2 separate regions of the Homo sapiens genome follow, and region 1 is linked to region 2. Evidence: chromatin contacts called from ENCODE Hi-C data. All regions are on one chromosome and are shown on one strand. Each heading gives the region's core, a stretch centred on a gene start or an enhancer-like site at or near the end of the contact. The rest is flanking DNA. Distances are from core to core; before and after follow the strand shown.

Region 1 (5,084 bases), core at 1,811-4,310, 1.9 Mb before region 2:
AATTGCTGTCTTGCCAGGCCTATGCCTATTTGGGGAGAGGTAATTTTCTATAAGAAAATGGAACTGTCAGAAAAGATGATAGATGTTGGTATCCCAAAATGACTAGATGATCTGGATGGCAGTGCTTGTATCAAATGTACCACAAGGGAAAATCTGGGGGAGCACCATTTGTATGTCACTTTGATAAAATAGTTCTGTTTCTGTTGAAAGCATTATTGCAAATTAACAAGAAACTAATTTACCATAGAAAAAGAACAGGTAATGGACATGAATAGATCATTTTCAGTAAATGGTACAAATAATAACATGAAAAAATCGTGTTCAGCATTACTGATTATAAAAAAGTTGATTAAAACAAGATATGATTTTGATTCGTGACATTTTCAGGTTATAAGCAAGGCAATATTTAATACTGGAGGGTATTTTTGCAGCATCACACAGCACCTTAAAAATGTTTCTAAATGCTGATCCAGTATTTCTACTTTTAGGAATCTATCCTAAGGATGTAGAGATCTTGACAAAGATGATGCAACGTAGTGTTCATTCTAGCATGATTTGTAAACTGCAATAAAGTCTGAAAATATCCTAAAACATTTGATAAATGATTGTAATATTCTTCAACCACAGAAATGATATCTTAAAGAAAGTTTAATAACAGTAAAAAATAGTCAATTTATAAATACTTAGTGAGATAAGGAAGATTCTAAACTCTGTAAAGCATGGTGTTAATTTTATAACAAACCTCTGGGCATAGAAAAAATAAGGAAATATACTAAATGCTAATAGAGAGTGTGTGTGTGGGAGTTATAGGTGATTTTAATTAAAAATGTTTTTCTGTGGTCTCTAAAACATAGATGTAAAATTTTTTTTCTAAAATATAGATGTTAAAATTATAAAAATGAACATATATGTTTTTATTCTCAGAAGAAAATAGAACAATTAAAAGGATTTCAAATACCACTTTGACAAAAATGTCAAGTGCATATTGAGATGAATGTATAGCATGATTACTTAGTCACTGTTTCTTGACATCTTTGAAGATATGAAAGAGTTGGAAAGAAAAATCACAAAATCTCTCAGGAAAATAAAATAATTACATACAAAATCATACTACTTCTAAAATTCATGTTTGGGAGTCCATAAGCTTCAGTTCATCTCTAAACAACATATGGCATTTCCTATTTTATTCCTCTATCCCAGGGAGGCAGAAATTCAGTTATTGTAAGGGCACTTAGATAATTTTCTTTCTTTCTTTCTTTCTTTTTTTTTTTTGAGACAGAGTCTTGCTGTGTCACCAGGCTGGAATGCAGTGGTGCAATCTCAACTCACAGCAACCTCCTCCTCCCAGGTTCAAATAATCCTCCTGCCTCAGCCTCCCGAATAGCTTCGATTACAGGAACCTGCCTCCACCTCCGGCTAATTTTTGTATTTTTAGTAGAGCCGGGGTTTCGCCATGTGGCCCAGACTGGTCTTGAGCTCCTGACCTCAGGTAATCAACGCGCTTCGGCCTCCCAAAGTGTTGGGATTACAGGTGTGAGCCACTGCGCTTGGCCTTGATAATTTTATTTCTAATTAGATTTAGTAGAAAGACCTATTGTTGGAGGCAAGTGCCAAATGTTTTCATAGTGACACTTAAGAATTTGGGATGCAATTTTATAGACTGCTGCTTCTCAACCAAAAGCATTATAATTTCTAAAGACAAGCTTGTAAGAATGCAGTTACGTGTGTGCACAAGACTTATCAGACCATCTGTGACTAATAAAGCTTGAGAAAGAGGGGAGGAGAGAGGGTATTCTGCCTTCCAGTAACATGCTTGTCTGAAACTTACTAAACTCCTCTTAGGCAATACTCTGCTCAGAGAGTCATGTGTTTAATTGTAAAAATCTGTCAGTATCATAGGATTCAAAAGACATCAATCATTTATGTCAACAAGGAAAGAGTGAGGGCTGTGTGACTCTTCTATCATTAGGAAAAGATGTGCTCAAGAGACAAAAATGTGGTCTAAGGAGGGCTGAGCAACTGTAGGTTACAGGAAAACTGAGTTCCAGACTATAATTTGGCCCCCCTCCCCTAATTTGGACTGGTATATTATATTTTTCATTTCATGCAATGCCATGTGTGCAGTAAGACATTATGTAACTTGGTCAGTCGCAGTTGTGTAATATCCACTAAATGCTTTAAAGTGGCTGACGTTATTAGCAGTTTGGTGCATGGGGAGGCCATTGCTTCCCCTGGCTTTGGCGGGATGCAATATCGTGTAATGAGGTTGGAACTGGCCTATATTCAAAATTACATTCCCAAAGGGCTGCTATTCAAGCCACATGACAACTGGTTCTCTTTTTCTTAAGACTTTATTCTAAGTGGACTGAAAACAGCAAAATTGCCGTGTTTGAACGGTTCCATAGGTGGAATGGGTCTTTTCCCTGTTTTGCTCCCAATTTATTATTTTATGCTAAGATTTCTGAATTATAACCAGTTTTAGAGACATCGGGACACAAATTCCCGTCCCCCTCCATCTAAGCTGTGTGACCTCGGGCTGGTTCTGAGCCTTCATTTCCTTACCTGTAAATTGGCGATAACACTTCCCTAAGGAGGTGCAAGAAGGCTTATAAAGACTCCAGCAAAGCTCCAGTCTCTTAATTATGTCACCTCAGGCAAGTTATTTAGCCGTTTGATTTGCTGATTCCTTACTTATAAGTTGGACCAGTTGTGGCTACTATCCGCAGTAGTCGAAGAATAGATATCATAGGCAAAGCTCCGGGAAAGGTGGCTGGTCCTTGGCGGCTCGAGAGGACCTGATAATGGTCCTAATAGCGAGCATTCCCTAGGGTGATGCGGTCGAGTTATGAAACTTTGGGAAAAGAGAACAAGGAACGCGGGCGATCAGAGGCCCAGTCGCGAGACCTGCCCCGCTGGGGCCTCCAGCCGGCACCGCGACGCCCCGGGACCTGGCACCGCCTCGCTCCACCCCTGCGAATCCGGGGCGAATCCGGGCGGAGAGTTCCTGCCGGCCGCGCAGCGCAGAGCCCCCTCCGGCCCGCCCTCTCTCCCTCCCTCCCGCTGAGCTCCAGCTGTGCCAGAGGCACCCGAGCCCTGAGAGTCCGCCGCCAACGCGCAGGTGCTAGCGGCCCCTTCGCCCTGCAGGTAGGAGCCGCGCCGAGACCCGGATCACCGGGCGCCCGTGGGAGCCGGGTTTCCACTGCCCTCGCCCTCCGTCCCTCCTCCGCCCAACCTGGGCAGCTGGCCGCTCCCCGCCCAACTTGGACGGGATTTCAGCGAGTGAGTCGGCGGCGGACTCCCTAGCGATCCCCAAGGGCCTCCCTCGCACGCCTTCGGGTGGAATTCCTGCAGGGTGAAAGCTGACAACTCTGGCACGCACTTTTGCCGCGCGGGCGGCTGCCTGGAGCGCAGAGCCGCGCAGGCTCAGGCTGAAGCCCAGGCGTCCTCTGCAGGATGCACCGCCTCGCCGCCACAGGGCTTCGGGTGCAGTGTGTGTGGTGTCCCCAGGTCATCCGGGCGCCCTTGGTTCGGGTGCGCGGTGGCATGACTGGGCTGGTGGGGGCGATGGGACCGGCATCCCGTACCAACCAGGAAGTGCCGCGTCCCAAGGCTTCGAGCCCAGCCCGCAGAGCACGGTCCTGGGGGTGTGATCACAGCTGCTGACCGCGGCTCCCGCCGTGTGATGTGACCACTCGGAGGTGGGGCGAGGGGGCCGGGGGCCAGCAGCAGGGAGTGTGTAAAAGGTCTTCTTCCTCACAATACGATTGAAGGTGTTTGGGACGTAGGGCTCAGATCCAGGAGTGCCGTCCTCCAAGCCTTCCATAGGATTTTGTGACGCCCTTGAGAACCGCCCTTGTAGACTCAGTCCTGAACTACCGCCACGCCTGTATTTGCTCCTCCTCATCTCGGATTATTGCTTTCTTTACTTCCTCTGTGAAGCACTAAATACTAGTAGCTTTTTAAGAACAGACCACAACAGTTTCTTCGTTTGACCATTACTAAGTCTGCCTCCAAAATGGGGAGTTCCGTTAACTTTATCAGCCAGCCCTGCCAATTTTAGTTAAGATAAGCCTTCGTGGGCCTCCAAAGGCCTCTGAGAGACTAGGTACCCAGAGACCTCTGAGGTATGTTAAATGGTTTAGTTCGTGGTGGTGCAATGAAAACTTAAAGAAGGAAAGGAATCTGCAATTTGAACTGTTAACAGACCCCACATTTACACACTGCCTATTTGAATAAGAATCTCTTTCAGTATTAAATGTTTTGTGACACACAAATGAATTTGTACACAGTCTTTTAGCTTGAATTTGTAGACAGCCTTTAAATGTTGTTTGGGGATCTTTGGACTAATTGTATAAGCGCTCAGTCTGGCTTCTCAAGAACCAGTACAGTTAACAATCCATATAAAAAGTTGGAGTGCTGCCTGGGCGCGGTGACTCACGCCTGTAATCCCAGCACTTTGGGAGGCTGAGGCGGGCAGATCACCTGAGGTCAGGAGTTTGAGACCAGCCTGGCCAACATGGTGAAACCCCGCCTCTACTAAAAATACAAAAATTAGCCAGGCGTGGTGGCACACGCCTGTAATCCCAGCCACTCGGGAGGCTGAGGCAGGAGAATCGCTTGAACCCGGGAGGCGGAGGTTGCAGTGAGCCGAGATGGAGCCATTGCACGCCAGCCTGGGCGACAGGGCAAGAATCTGTCTCAAAAAAAAAAAAAAAAAAAAAAAAAAATTGAATGCTAAGGCTTTGAGGAAAAAGTGTCTTTACAATGTTTGTCCCTGATGACAGAATAATTATGAACTATAGTAAGCGCTGTACAATGCTCATTTAGGTTTGTAGACTTACTTATAACCAGGTAGTGGGGAACCCGGCTTCTTGGAAGTTGTATGTTTACTTAGTGTTTCTTAATTAAAATTACAAATTTTATTTACCTTTAACTCTTATAGGTAACTTTTATTTTTGTTACAAAGGAAAAGTAGGACTGTCATTATTATTATTATTATTATTTTTTGAGACGGAGTCTCGCTCTGTCGCCCAGGCTGGAGTGCAGTGGCGCGATCTCGGCTCACTGCAAGCTCCACCTCCCGG
Region 2 (5,269 bases), core at 882-3,381:
AGGCCTCCAGTGCAGGAGCATCCGCAGTGGTTGCTGATCCCCAGAAGGGAGACGTACTCTCTTTCTTTTTGTGTTTCCAAAGGCAAAGGCATACTCTTAGGAGGCAGACAGAAAGATGTACAGTTAAGAAGTGGGGTTTTTAGGTTCTGTTAACAGCTGGTTTATTACCTTTTTTGGAACTTTCTCACCCTTTCTGCAGTGAAATAGGCTATTTCTCTATGTAGGAGTACACCTGTGGGGAAAAAAATGTGTGGAAACCTAGCTATTCCCCAAAAAGGAGCACAAAAAGAAGGACATCTGAGATTGCTGAATACTTTTCAGATGACAAAGAACTTAGAATGTTGAGAGGGGACTTACAGGGAATGGGCTGATAAAAGACTTGAGTGTCATCTAGTATTTACCCCTTTCTCCTCCAACTTGAGTTAGCTAAATACACACACACACACACACACACACACACACACACACACGAATATACCTGCTTATAATAAACGCTCTAATCAACAAATCTACTGGATCATAAGCTCTGCCAAGGTAGCGCCTGTGGTGTTCCCTTTTTATCCTTAGCCTGTAGCACCAGGCCTGGCACATAGATTCTTGGTAAATATCTACTGAGTGAATGAATTGTTGAACAGCTCGTAATGAAGAACTGATTCTGAGAATCTGTGGAATACTTCAAAAGAGAATGAATACAATGCATATATTAAAAGAGGAGGCAGTCTGCAGCCACTGCCACCTCCGCCACCGCCAGCTGTGCGGGTGAGCATCCCCAGGCAGCACGTTGGAAGTTGTTTTCAACCATATCCAGCCCTTGCCAAATACATCCTGTTTGTCACACATCCAAAGTGAGGTCCCTCCAGCTATAAGGTGGGCACCATGGCAGAGAAGTTTTTGACTGTCTCTACTGCAGGGACCCCTTGCAGAGGAAAAAGTATGTGCAGAAGGGTGACCACCACTGCTGCCTGAAATGCTTTGACAGGTTCTGTGCCAACACCTGCGTGGAATGCTGCAAGCCCATCCATGTGGACTCCAAGGAGGTGCACTATAAAAACTGCTCCTGGCATGACCCCTGCTTCCACTGTGCCAAGTGCCTTCACCCCTTGCCAATGAGACCTTTGTGGCCAAGGACAACAAGATCCTGTGCAACAAGTTTGCCACTCAGGAGGACTCTCCCAAGTGTAAGGGGTGCTTCAAGGCCTTTGTGGCAGGAGATCAAAAATGGAGTACAAGGGGACCATCTCGCACAAAGACCGCTTCACCTGTAGCAACTGCAAGCAAGTCATGGGGACTGGAAGCTTCTTCTCTAAAGGGAAGGACTTCTACTGTGTGACTTGCCATGAGACCAAGTTTGCTAAGCATTGTGTGAAGTGCAACAAGGCCATCGCATCTTGGGGAGTCACTTACTAGGATGAGCCCTGGCATGCCGAGGGCTTTGTATGTGTTACCTGCTCTAAGAAGCTGGCTGTGCAGCATTTCACCACTGTGGAGGACCAGTAATACTGTGTGGATTGCTACAAGAACTTTGTGGCCAAGAAGTGTGCTGGATGCAAGCACCCCATCACTGGGTTTGGTAAAGGCTCCAGTGTGGTGGCCTATGAAGGACAATCCTGGCACGACTGCTGCTTCCACTGCAAAAAATGCTCTGTGAATCTGGCCAACAAGCACTTTGTTTTCCACGAGGAGCAAGTATATTGCCCTGACTGTGCCAAAAAGTTGTAAACTGACAGGGGCTCCTGCCCTGTAAAATGGAATTTGAATTTTGCTCTTTGTGTCCTTACTCTCTGCCCTATACCATCAATGGGGAAGAGTGGTCTTTCCCCTCTTTAAAGGTCTCCTGTCTTTTCTCCCGTTTTACAGTATTACTCAAATAAGGGCACACAGTGATCATATTAGGATTTAGCAAAAAGCAACCCTGCAGCAAAGTGAATTTCTGTCCAGCTGCAACTGAAAAACGAAAATTTAAGTAGATTGACTCTTCTGCATGTTTCTCACAGAGCAGAAAAGTGCTAGTCATTTAGCCACTTAGTGATGTAAGCAAGAAGCATATGAGATAAAGCCCCCACTGAGATGCCTCTTGCGGCTCAGCTGGGACCTACCGTGTAGTCACGCGACATGCAAGAGTTGTAGTGGCTGCTTCAACTCGCTGCTCACCCTCTTCTGTGAGCAGGAAAAGAACTTACTGACGTGCATGATTTAACTTCCTCATCAAAACTCTGACCTTCCTTCTGTTATTTTGTGCTTTCAAATGACTAATATGCACTTCCAGAAAATTAACATTTGAACTTAGCTGTAATTCTAAACTGACCTTTCCCCATACTAATGTTTGATTTCCCCATGTGGCATGTTTTCTGAGTGTTCCTACCTTAAAGCATGGAACATGCAGGTGATTTGGGAAGTGTAGGCAGATCTGAGAAAACGAGCCTGTTTCAGAGGAACATTGTCACAGCAAATACTTCTGGAAACTTAACAAAACCAACCCTGATGTCCTTTTTATTGTTTTTAATTAGGAATATTTTTGTTTTAATTGATAGCAAAATAGTTTATAGGTTTGGAAACATCCATGAAAATATTCTATTTATTTTATTTTATTATTATTATTATTTTTTGAGACGGAGCCTTGCTCTGTCGCCCAGGCTGCAGTGCAGTGGCGCATTCTCAGCTCACTGCAACCTTCGCCTCCCAGGTTCAAGCAATACTCCTGTCTCAGCCTCCTGAGTAGCTGGGACTACAGGCATGCGCCACCACACCCAGTTAATTTTTGAATTTTTAGTAGAGATGGGGTTTCAACATATTGGTCAGGCTGGTCTTGAACTCCTGACCTCAGGTGATCCACCCACCTAGGCCTCCCAAAATGTTGGCATTACAGGCGTGAGCCGCCATGCCTGGCCTGCATGAAAATATTCTAGCCCTTTCAGATGTTCCTGTAGTGTTGAAATTCATCCTATGGAAGTAACTGCAAAACTCTATAGGGGGAGTTGAGCAGGTGCCAGGACTGTCATCAACATGGATATGACAGTACAGAGCAGTGGTGAGTTGAATCCCTTGTAACGCAGTTGTCTGCTCTTTGTCCATGTGTTAATGAGGGCTGCAAAGTCCCTCCTATAGCGATTCCTAGGAATTTTCCTCAAGAGGAAATGCGGATTTCCACCTACCACTTACCTGAAATACAGGATCACCTACTTACTGTATTCTACATTATTTTATGATATAATGAGACAATATCAAAAGTAAACATGTAATGACTATGTGTACTAACATTCTTGTAGGAGTGGTTAGAGAAGCTGATGTCTCATTTCTACATTCTGTCATTAGCTGTTATCGTCTAATGTTTCAGTGTATCCTTATGGAAATAAAGCAGCATATGAATTTAAAAAAAGAGGAGGATTAGTCCAGGAACTACAGAATGATTAACTTACTTTTATACTGTAAAAAAGTTAGTATCCCCATGATGTTTCTCCAAAATAGTTTGAAAATAATTAGAAGAATTATAAATTATAGTGTGTCTCTCCTCTCTTACCAAGGACTAAGGGCTAAAGTATCGACATACCTCATTTTACTGTGCTTTGCAGATATGGCATGTTTTACAAATGGAAGGTTTGTGGGAACCCTGAGTTGAGTAAATCTATTGGCGTTGTTTTCCCAACAGCATGTGCTCACTTTGTTAGCTTTTTCTTAAGCAATAAGATGTTTTTAAATTAAGGTAAGTACATTTCAAGAGACATAATACTATTGTACACTTAAACTATGGTATAGTGTAAACATAACTGTTATATGCACTGGGAAACCAGAAAATTCCTTTATTGCAGTGGTCTGGAACTGAATCTCAGATATCTCTGAGGTATGCCTGTATATTAAAAAGTGGTAAGATTTTTTTTTTTACAGTAACCAAGTGTTTTATGCTTTTGTTTTGTTTGATGAGAATAACTTCTAGCACTATGAAACAAATAGCTATTTAATTCAACAATCAGTTTAATAAACTTTTTGTAATCCCAGCTAGCAAAATAAAGTCACCTCTTAGGAAATGAGCCAAAGAGGAAGGTAAACTATTTTAGAAACGTAGTTTAAAATGTATATGTAGTGACAGAGCGAGACTCTGTCTCAAAAAAAAAAGTATATGTAGTTAAAAAATCTAAAAGCATCCATATTTTTTCAAAATGGCATTCAATGATGTTCAAGTAAACTATTTCCTTTACTCAGGAGATGAGTTTCTCACACCTGCACAATGACATCCTGTGGCTATTATCAGACATATCGGAGACCTTGGACCTTGTGTTGATTTATGTAGAGGATTCCCTTTCCAGAGGATATGCTGGATAAGTACAGCAAATTGACTGCAACGCTCTATAAAACAGATCTTTCATATATCTGTAATAAAATAACAGTGTACATATTTACCATAATGAGAAACTGCATTTGCTTGAAGTATAATACATTTTTAGTGTTAGTGGGCAGAGTAAAATATTCCATATATTTTAAATAACTAATGGAAACAATTTAATGGAATTTAAAAAATTTCATGTATTTAAAAATATAGTGTTTTTTTTTTTTTTTGAGACAGAGTCTTGCTCTGTTGCCCAGGCTGGAGTGCAGTGGCACAATCTTGGCTCACTGCAACCTCCACCTCCCAGGTTCAAGTGATTCTCCTGCCTCAGCCTCCTGAGTAGCTGGGATTACAGGCGTAAGCCACCACGCCCAGCCCTATACTCTTTTTTAAACATTGGTATCCACACTTATTCTATAACTCTTATAGCTATATGTTGGCTGTTTAGTAAACAGATTTTTTAAAACTTTTATTATGGAAAACCTCAAATATATACAAAAGTAGAGTGAATAGAATAGTGAACCTCATGTAGTCAAAACCCAGCTTCAATAAGTATCAACTCATGACTGAACTTATTTCACCCATAGTCCCAGTGATCTACCTACACCCTACCCACTCAACAGATTTTTGGAAGCAAATCCTTGTCATGATATTACTGGGAGAAATACTCTTTTTTGGGACTCTTGTTTCTATACATCTTGCTGGGTGGACCAAGAGACTGCAAGGCTCTAACTATTCTTTTACCAGAACCATTTCTCAAGGTTGATTATGTAGCTGGTAACCTTAAAAAATGGGTAATCCTTCCTTCCACACCCATCATCACCCCTGAACAAAGAGCAGGCTTGCTTACTGCTTGCTATAAAATTGGTCGTTTCCCCAAGTTGTGATCCTCAGCTGTGAAGCAAACCTACTGTATGGGCAGGTAGCCTCTGGGCCCCTCTGTATTGC

What was found. A loop is a pair of places that touch in the nucleus more often than their neighbours do. Pooled maps may share reads with other maps.
Region 1: a loop to region 2 is called in a map with no recorded cell type, with 6 times the contacts of the local background. The contact joins the promoter of PLD1 here to the enhancer-like site in region 2. A Hi-C loop is called at or near these places in 2 of 37 single-sample maps with no recorded cell type and 2 of 50 pooled maps.

What each region holds. Positions count from the first base shown.
Region 1 is chr3:171,808,459-171,813,542 of GRCh38, reverse strand. PLD1 (phospholipase D1) reads left to right here and starts at 3,060. Exons shown (of 27, transcript NM_002662.5): 1 at 3,060-3,144.
Region 2 is chr3:169,942,358-169,947,626 of GRCh38, reverse strand. It overlaps the pseudogene FHL1P1. Among named protein-coding and RNA genes, the nearest start is that of SEC62, 22 kb to the left of the region's middle. RefSeq lists an enhancer at 1,817-1,866. Within about 2 kb of position 2,131, at least 8 of the 41 ENCODE cell types and tissues checked have a DNase peak (open chromatin) inside an H3K27ac peak, as active enhancers do.